Linked DNA regions of Homo sapiens: region 1 is linked to region 2. Evidence: chromatin contacts called from ENCODE Hi-C data. All regions are on one chromosome and are shown on one strand. Each heading gives the region's core, a stretch centred on a gene start or an enhancer-like site at or near the end of the contact. The rest is flanking DNA. Distances are from core to core; before and after follow the strand shown.

What was found. Hi-C counts contacts between places; a loop is a spot of excess contacts on that map. Pooled maps may share reads with other maps.
Region 1: a pooled map shows a loop between it and region 2 (2.3-fold over the local background). The contact joins two enhancer-like sites. A Hi-C loop is called at or near these places in 1 of 50 pooled maps.

The regions. Positions count from the first base shown.
Region 1 is chr14:76,841,324-76,846,350 of GRCh38, forward strand. It overlaps LRRC74A (leucine rich repeat containing 74A), which reads left to right. Exons shown (of 14, transcript NM_001385106.1): 6 at 3,100-3,149; 7 at 3,497-3,578. Among named protein-coding and RNA genes, the nearest start is that of LRRC74A, 17 kb to the left of the region's middle. Within about 2 kb of position 3,133, at least 7 of the 41 ENCODE cell types and tissues checked have a DNase peak (open chromatin) inside an H3K27ac peak, as active enhancers do.
Region 2 is chr14:76,901,634-76,906,490 of GRCh38, forward strand. No RefSeq gene overlaps it. Among named protein-coding and RNA genes, the nearest start is that of LINC01629, 56 kb to the right of the region's middle. RefSeq lists enhancers at 2,218-2,955, 2,781-3,980, 3,260-3,309. Within about 2 kb of position 3,443, at least 29 of the 41 ENCODE cell types and tissues checked have a DNase peak (open chromatin) inside an H3K27ac peak, as active enhancers do.

The DNA of each region.
Region 1 (5,027 bases), core at 1,883-4,382, 61 kb before region 2:
GAGCCACTGTGCCCAGCCAATAAATATGTTTCGTGTGTGAGTGGGCAAAGACTACCCCTTTTTTCAAAGTAATCTTGAATCTTTTTTTCAAAGTAATCTTGAATTTTTTTTCAAAATAATTCTGCAATCTTGGCTATTAGTATTGTAAGTAATAGTAGTCTTGGCTATTCTTGTGCAGTTTCTCCTCCAGGTGAATTTTAGAATCATTTTGTCAAGTTCTATTTAAGAAAAAAAAGAAAAAAAACACCTGTTGGGGTTTTGGTTGGGGTTCCATTTAATATTCTAGATTAATTTATGAAAGAACTGACATTCACAATATTGAGTCTCCTCATTTATGAACATGGTTTATCTCTACTCCTTCAGGTATTTTTATATTCTTTTTTTTTCTTTTTCTTTTTTTTTTTTTTTAGAAGGAGTTTCACTCTTGTTGCCAGGCTGGAGTGCAATGGCATGATCTTGGCTCACTGCAGTCTCTGCCTCCTGGGTTCAAGCGATTCTCCTGCCTCAGCCTACCGAGTAGCTGAGATTACAGGCATGTGCCACCACACCCAGCTAATTTTGTACTTTTAGTAGAGATGGGGTTTCTCCATGTTGGTCAGGCTGGTCTCGAATTCCCAGCCTCAGGTGATCCACCCGCCTCAGCCTCCCAAAGTGCTGGGATTACAGGTGTGAGCTACTGTGCCCAGCCCCAGGTCTTTTTACATTCTTGAGTAAAGTTTTAGTTTCTTCTATTATAAGCCTTGCATTATTTATATTAGGTTTATTTCTAGGTCTTCTATTATTTTATCTTATGTGAACAGAATGTTTTTTTCTATCACATTTTCTAATTGGTCATTACCGGTGTGTCTGAAAGCTATTAATTTTTGTACATTAATTCTATATCCAGTCACTTTATTAAATTATCTTATGAGTTCTAACATTTTGTTAATTAATTTTATAGAATTATTTAGATAGGTGATTATACCTGCAAATAATGAAAGTTTTTTCTTTTCCAATATTTATATCTCCTAATTATTTTTCTGGTTGCATTGGCTAAGACCCCTAACATAATGTGTTAACATAGTACAGAAAGTTCTTTGTAAAAATACAAATCACCCAGTCCTATCCCAGACTGGTGAAATCAGAATCTTTGGCAGGAGAAATCTTGGAATCTGTGTTTTATCAAATTTCACAAATAATTCTCTTACAACCAGCTCTGTAGTATCTGTAACCACTGATTTAAACACAAGAATTTGAATAACTAATCACCTAGTTTTATGCATTGACTAGCTTATTATCTCACTTTATTGCACTGCTAACAGACACAGCCAAACAAGTATTTGTGTTCCAGTGAATGCATTCATTCATTCATTCATTCATTCATTCACTCACTTTACTAAGGACCTGTTATGTGCCAAGCACTATTTAGGTGGTAGAGATTATTGAGGGTTCAAAGGAGGAAATTTGGGAATAAGGCTCTATGTCATGTACTTCCCAGAAATCACCAGTGTCTTACATTGCTTAGCAGGGCCACAACTCAGGTAAGGTGAGTGAGCCATTTGCGTTGGTCACAAAATGTAAGGAGTGCCAAAATATCCTGATGTGCAAAATATCAAGACATTAAATAAAAACAGCATCTAGCAGGGATTGAATGGACTGAGGTGAATAAGGTCTAGTCATGTGTGTGCAGGGTCAGATTTTAAAATTATAAAGACACCAGGTGCGAATCCCAGCACTTTAGGAGGCTGAGGTGGGCAGATCACAAGGTCAGGAGTTTGAGACCAGCCTGACCAACATGTTGAAACTGTGTCTGTACTAAAAATATAAAAATTAGCTGGGTGTGGTGGTGCACAACCTGTAATCCCAGTTACTCAGGAGGCTGAGGCAGGAGAATTGCTTGAACCCAGGAGATGGAGGTTGCAGTAAGCCGAGATCACGCCACTGCACTGCACTCCAGTCTGGGTGACAGAGCGAGACTCCGTCTCAAAAAAAAAAAAAAAAAAAAAAAAAAAAAAAAAAAACTTGTTCAATATAGATGATTTTACACTAATTTTGGTTTTTTAAAATGTTGTATTAGGATATTATTCTTCTTGATTACTGAGTTTTTAGGCACCTCTTAAATTTTGCACACATGGTAAGTGTCTCACTCACAGGTGTCCCAGTCCTGCTGCTTGAACTTGGATGAGCATTTTTAGGATGTTATAGACTCTAGGCACTAGGCTGGGGGTTGATGCTGCTAATGAATGCACAGGGTATGCTACCAACTCCTGGAAGTTCATGGCAGAGAGAAAAGGCAATGTTAAAAGAGAGGGTAAACAGTTGCCTTGTTCTCTTTTGTCCATGTAATACTTGCTTTAAGTCCCTTCCTGTCCTGTCCTGTCCCTTCCTTTTTTATTTGATTTTATTATTTTATTTTTGAGGTGAAGTCTTTCTCTGTCACCCAGGCTGGAGTGCAGTGGCGTTGTGATCTCAGCTCACTGCAATCTCCACCTCCCAGATTCAAGCATTTCTCGTGCCTCAGCCTCCTGAGTAGCTGGGACCACAGGTGTGCGCCATCATGCCTAATTTTTGTATTCTTAGTAGAGACAGGGTTTTGCCATATTGGCCAGACTGGTCTCGAACTCCTGACCTCAGGTGATCCACTCGCCTTGGCCTGTAAAAGTTCTGGGATTATAGGCATGAGCCACAGTACCCAGGCTCCTTTTCTTTTTTTAAAAACAGGATCTTGGTCTGTCACCCAGGCTGGAGTGCAGTGGCACCAACATGGCACACTGCAGCCTCGACCTCCTGGGTTCAAGTGATCCTCCCACCTCAGCCTCCAAAGTAGCTGGGACCACAGGTTCATGCCACCATGACTGGCTAATTTTTTTAAAAATTCTTTGTAGAGACAAGGGCTCACTATGTTGCCCAGGCTGGTCTCAAACTCCTGGGCTCAAGTCATCCTCCCACTTCCGCCTCCCAAAGTGCTGGGATTACAGGCGTAAGCCAATGCGTCTGGCCCCTACCACCTTTTTTCTGTTCGATTGTTCTAAAGGGAAGTGGACTGGGAGGGGCAGGGGGTGGGAGAGGAAGGGAGCCATGGTCTAGCAGTGCATCACTGACACACCACCCTCACTACAGGAAATGACTTCAAGGAAGACTCCGCAGCACTGCTCTGCCAAGCCCTGTCGGTAAGAGGCAGGGAGTGCAGCCAAGCCACGTGGGCGATGTCCCTGGGAGATCTGGGCAACCTGGGGCTGCTATGGGCACAGTAACGTGAGGCTACTTTCACATGTTAGGGACTGGGGAGTGTTTAGACCCTGCCAACCCCAACAAAGGCACAGCAAATGGTAGAGCTGTTTATATGGCACTAAGTTCTCCCAGCAGCCATCAACAGTCCAACAAAAAATGCCTAAGACATTGTCTTCACCTAATTTTTGGTACATCAGAGCCCCACCATCATACTGCCCTGAGATAAGTAAGATATTTGCAATCAGAAGACAAAAAATCCTTCTCTTTCCCCTGTTTGTTTCTGTAGACCAATTACCAAATTAAAAAGCTGGATCTCAGTCACAACCAATTCTCTGATGTAGGAGGGGAGCACCTGGGCCAGATGCTGGGTGAGTCTCCCTGGAGGAAGGGACAGCAAAGGGGAGGGATAGGGAAGAATCACTTGGCAGAGCGGAATCTCCCTTTTAAACATGATTTTTAAATGTTGTGATTATAAAAGTGATGTAAACATGCCCAAAATACATTCAGAATTTGGGTGCAGTGGCTTATGCCTGTAATCCCAGAACTTCAGGAGCCTGAGGCAGAAGGATTGCTTGAGCCCAGGAGTTCAAGATCACCCTGGGCAACACAGGGACACCCTGTCTCTATAAAATTTCAAAAAATTAGCCAGGTGTGGTGGTGCACACCTGTAATCCCAGCTACTCGGAAGGCTGAGGTGGGAGGATTCCTTGATCCCAGGAAGTAGAGGCTGCAGTGAGCCATGATTGTGCCACTCCACTGCAGCCTGGGCAACAGAGAGAGGCCCTGTCTCAAAAGAAGAAGCACAAGAAGAAGGAAAAGAAGAAGGGGAAGGGAAGGGGAAGAGGGAGGGGGAGGGGCAGCAGCAAACACCTGGACATGGGAAGTAAAACTTTACGATGATTAGAAGAACACAGAAACAACTAACAACTCAGGAAGGCTAAGGACTCTTAAGTATGGCCCAGTAAGCATAAACGGTCCAAAAGCAATGGAAAAAGTACCTTTTGGGTACTATGCTTATTACCTGGGTGATGAAATAATCAGTACACCAAACCCCTGGGACATGCAATTTACCTATATAACAAACCAGCACATGTAGGCCTGAACCTAAAAGTTTTAAAAATTCCCATATTTGACAACAATACATTTGAAACATGCATATGATAAAAAGACACACAACCATGAACAACCTTAAAAGACAAGCAACAGGCTGGGCGTGGTGGCTTACGCCTGTAGTCCCAGCACTTCGGGAGGCCGAGGTGGGCAGATCACGAGGTCAAGAGATCAAGACCATCCTGGCCAACATGGTGAAACCCCATCTCTACTAAAAATACAAAATTAGCTGGATGTGGTGGTGCATGCCTGTAATCCTAGCTACTCGGGAAGCTGAGGCAGGAGAATCACCTGAACCCAAGAGGCGGTGGTTGCAGTGAGCCAAGATGGCGACACTGCACTCCAGCCTGGGCAACAGAAGGAGACTCCAGCTCAAAAACAAAAACAAAGACAGGCAACAGACAGGGAGTAGATATTTGCAGCATTTGTAGAGTACAAAAAATAGTATTCAGAATGTTGATAAAAGATCCTTAGCTCAATTAGACAATGATAAATAGCCTCAATAGAGCAATGGTCAAGGCATATGCATAGCAAAAGAAGAAAGTCGAGTGCCCACATCTCTTAACTAGTTAGAGAAATGAAAGGTTCTCCTTGTCATCTTTAAAGCTGTGAAATTTTAAAGCCAGTGAATGTCAAAGGCTGCGGACAACCGAGCGAAATAAGAATACTTCAAGCTGCCGGGCACTTTTGAGAACAACTTGATGGTC
Region 2 (4,857 bases), core at 2,193-4,692:
CAGGAATTGAAACAGTGAGGAGCAGAAGCCAAAGATGCCAGGATTCAATGCCCAGATAGAAAAGGCACAAACCGCAGGAGTGGGCCATGGTCCAACCAAGGGAGGAAGCTGCCCTTTGGGTACCAGAGAGTTCTGATTAATGCCCTAGGGCAGGATCTGTTCTTTGTGCGTGAACACCTCTCTTGAAGGCCCAGAATCCCTGCCACTGACACCACCCACCTTGGTAGACCCACTGAGTCATGAGTCTAGTTCCTAAGCCCTAGTCAAACCTCAGTCAGGATCACAAAGCTCATGCATTTGACTCATGGGGTAGTCTATGGTGCTGGATTCTGTACCTCTTTATTCTTCTTTTAGAAGCAGTCTTAGCAAGCTTAAGTAACTAGTTTCCCAGGCCATGATGGATTGGATTCGTGCATTAGAAATGGGGAGAGATGGCTGGGCGAGGTGGCTCACACCTGTAATCCCAGCACTTTGGGAGGCCAACGCGGGCAGATCACCTGAGGTCAGGAGTTCGAGACCAGCCTGGCTAACTTGGCGAAACTCCATCTCTACTAAAAATACAAAAATTAGCCGGGCGTGGTGGCAGGCACCTGTAGTCCCAGCTACTCAGGAGGCTGAGGCAGGACAATCGCTTGAACCCAGGAGGCAGAGGCTGCAGTGAGCCAAGATCATACCACTGCACTCCAGCCTGGGCAACAGAGTGGGACTCCATTTCAAAAAAATAAAATAAAATAAAGAAATGGGGAGAGATGGCTGGGCACAGTGGCTCACGCCTATAATCCCAGCACTTTGGGAGGCTGAGGTGGGTGGATTACCTGAGGTCAGGAGTTCAAGACCAGCCTGGCCAACATGGTGAAACCCTGTCTCTACTAAAAATGCAAAAATTAGCCGGCGTGGCAGCAGGCGCCTGTAATCCCAGCTACTCAGGAGGCTGAGGCAGGAGAATTGCTTGAACCCAGGAGGCAGACGTTGCCTTTTTGAAACTCTGTCCCGCCGCCTCCAAAAAAAAAGAAAGAAATGGTGAGAGATGCTATTAAGGAATCACCATCACAGCAACCAGAACTAATATGCTACAGCAGTGCTTCTTGGCCCCAGCCCTGATGACACTTGGGGCCAGCTCCCTCTTCACTGTGGGGGCTGTCCTTTGCCTTGCAGGGGGGTTACCAGTAGCACCTCCTCTATTTATGTCAACCAAAAATGTCTCAGATATTGCCACATGTCCTTGAAGGACAAAATCTCCCAGATTGTGAACCACTGTGCTGTAGGAAGAGAGTAAGCAGCAGTTACAAGTCCTCCAACTCCTGACAGCTCTCTTGCACTTCTGCCACGCAGACGAATAGTCCCCAAGAAGCTGCAGGATGGTGCTGACCAGCCCATCTGCAAAGACCCTGTCTCAGAAAGCGTGGGAAGTGTATGCCCAAAGGGTGACAGCGCTTCCCTGGGGAAGGTTCGAAGAAGGAATGTTTTTCTTCTCTTGGCATCTTTTGACAGTGCCTGGCACATGTTAGACCTTCAGTAAATATTTGAATATTTGTTAAGTTAAATTAGATTATAAAGGTTTCTAGGCTGATTCTGTACTGGTTTTGGACTTAGAAAGGGATGGATTGTTAAGCCTTTTTTTTTTTTTCAGACAAAGTCTTGTGCTGTCACCCAGGCTAAAGTGTCTTGGCACAATCACAGCTCACTGCAGCCTCTACTTCCTGGGCTCAAGTGATCCTCCCCTCCCAACCTCTCAAGTAGCTGAGACTGTAGGTGTGGGCCACCACGCCCACATCATTTTTTTAAATTTTATGTAGACAGGGAGTCTCACCATGTTGCCCAGGCTGGTCTCAAACTCCTGGCCTCAAGCAATCTTCCCACCTTGGCCTCCCAAAGTGTTAGGATAACAGGTGTGAGCCATTGCACCTGGCCTCTTCTGATGAGATTTTCTCAATCCTTCCAGGCCCATCTCCATTCCTGCTTCCTTCCCAAAGCCAGTCCCGAGTCTTCTCTCTCCTGACCCCTCTCCACCTCCCTCCAGCACTCTGACCTACTATATGCTTATCTTGTAGGTCAAGAGGAAGTAAGAATCTCTGTATCCCACTGAAGAGTGTGCACCAGGTGCAATCAGATAACCAGGGTGTCACAGGGTAGAGGTCTCTGTCTCATGTGTTTTTTTTTTTTTTAAGTTTTTTTTTTAGAGACAAGGTCTCGCTATGTTGTCCAGACTGGACTCAAACTCCTGGCCTCAAGCAATCCTCCAGCCTCGGCCTCCTGAGTATTCGGGACTGCAGGTGCACACCACTGCACCAGGCTTCTGTCTCATTTCTGGTTTGTGGTGTGTGCCCCTTTCTCTTTCACTGCTCAAGGGGTAAAGAAAATTGAGATCTGACTTATGGGGCCAAAATTAGGGGGGGAAGAAAAGCACTGCTGTCTGGCAGCTGGGGTCTCTCCAAACATATTCTCTTTTTTCTCAGAACAGCATGACGAAAAACATAAGCTGAGCCAGAGTAACTGCTGTCTGGCACAGCACAGGGTAGTTGCGTGCGTGCATACATGTGTGTGAATGTGTGAGCGGATAAGGATGGGCATGCTGGAGAGCGAGTGAGAGCGCGTGGGAGGGTACGTGAGGACATGCGTGTGTGTGTACTTGCGCACACAAGCTCTATACACGCGTTTTCTACTTGGGGTTATTCAGGGTCGGCATTCCAGTTGTTGGAAGCAGATCCTCAGCTGAGTGGCCTCTTTTGTAACCAGGGCCGTAGGTCTGAGCATTTCTTTTTGCAGTAGAAATGGGCTCTGTGATGAGTCACACCAGTGGCTGGACAGAAGGGAGACTTGGCTGAAGAAGCAAGTCTTCCTGAGTGGGTCTAGGGCAGCCACGGCCAGACCCTCACACAGAGACAGCCCCAGAAAGAGTGGCCCGTGGCAGGTGTGGGAGGCTCCTGGAGCATACTCACCGTCTGGGAGGGTTACATCTCTGGACATCAAGGTGGGAGCACACAGCTTGGCATGCACCCAGGGGCCTGGGCAGACCTTCACACTCACCTTGGAAGAGATGAGCGAGCAGCCATTCCCGCTGGCCCAGGACATTCACACCATGGGAATTCCCAAGGGCTCTGTCCTAAGAGATCTGATCTGAAATCCAAGCTCAGCCTGAAAAGAAATTGGCCCAAGTCATCCTAGTCCAGTCCCCACTAGGTGCTAGTTCCCAGCCCAGAGTCCAGGACAAGCACTCATTCCTACACTCCTGCTGGGAACCAGGAGAGAGACTTACACACCAGGAGACAGAATGAGTTATGCAAAGTCCCAGGGGCGGCCTTTCAGGGTGGTCAGGATGAACCAGGAACTCGCAAACAAGCTGAAGAAGGCACAGCAGAGAAGCCGATGAAGACTCACACTGAGAAAACACTTAGGGGGATGTGTCACCGGCACCGTGCCAAGCGCTGCATCATCCACCAACTCAGATCTTTGAAGCAATGCCTTAAGGGCACTGGGGCATTAGGCTGCTCAGCGGGCAGATGAGCAAACGGAGGCTCAGAAAGCGGAAGTGACTTTCCTGTTAGCACGCAGCTATTAAGTGCAGAGCCGAGATTCAAACAAAGTCAAGAATGAGGTACAAAATGTCTAGCAATCAGTAGGCTGGTTAAATAAACACTGATTTATTTATGGAATACTGGGCAGCCATTGACATTTCTTGGTAGAAGAATAGTTAATGGCCTGGAAAGATGTTCAAGATATGTAATTGAGCAGAAAAAAAAAAAAAAGCAAGGTACAAAACAGCATGTGCAGAGAGATTATTAAAACATAAAATACAGGCCGAGCACAGTGGCTCCTGCCTGTAATCCCTGCACTTTGGGAGGCCAAGGTGGGTGGATCACCTGAGGTCAAGAGTTCGAGAGCAGCCTGGCCAACACGGTGAAACACCATCTCTACTAAAAATACAAAATTAGCAGGGCATGGTATGCACGCCTGTAATCCCAGCTACTTGGGAGGCTGAAGACAGGAGAATCTCTTGAACTGGAGAAGTGGAGGTTGCAGTCAAGATCGCACCACTGCACTCCAGCCTGGGCAACAGAGCGAGACTCCATCTCAAAAAATAATAATAATAAAAAAACACACACAAAATACAGAGGTATGATTTCCGAGGAAAAAACTCAGAATATCAGCAGGGGCTTTCTCTGGATAATAGGAGTAGGTGTGAGTTCTACTCTATGGGTTTGTTCCTTTTTCTTACAATGATCATTTTGTAACAATGACAAACCTGACTTGGAAGAGTCCAGGCTGTGTTTCAGTTGTGTGGGGAGTGGGGGTGGGGAGGCGGTGTTTTGGTAGGGGGTGATGAGGGGATGATGGCTGGCACTGTGAGGTGATGGCTGAGCAGGTAGGAAGGTGTGGTGAGAAGCAATGCCTTTCCTAGGAACATATCCATCTTTCTTTTTCTTTTCTTTTCTTTTTTTTTTTTTTTTCTGAGATGGGGTTTCACCCTTGTTGCCCAGGCTGGAGTGCAATGGCACGTGATCTCAGCTCACTGCAACCTCTGCCTCCCGGGTTCAAGTGATTCTCCTGCCTCAGCCTCCGAAATAGCTGGGACTACAGCTACACCCAGCTAATTTTTTATTTTTAGTAGAGACAAGGTTTCACCATGTTGGTCAGGCTGGTCTCGAACTCCTGAAATCAAGTGATCCGTCTACCTTAGCCTCCCAAAGTGCTGGGATTACAGGCGTGAGCCACCGCACATGGCACACATCCATCTTTTTTCCTTTTTCATTTGTATCTTTTTTTTTTTTTTTTTTTTTTTTTTGAGACAGAATCTCCCTCTGTCACCCAGGCTGGAGTGCAGTGGTACCATCTCAGCTCACTGCAACCTCTGCCGCC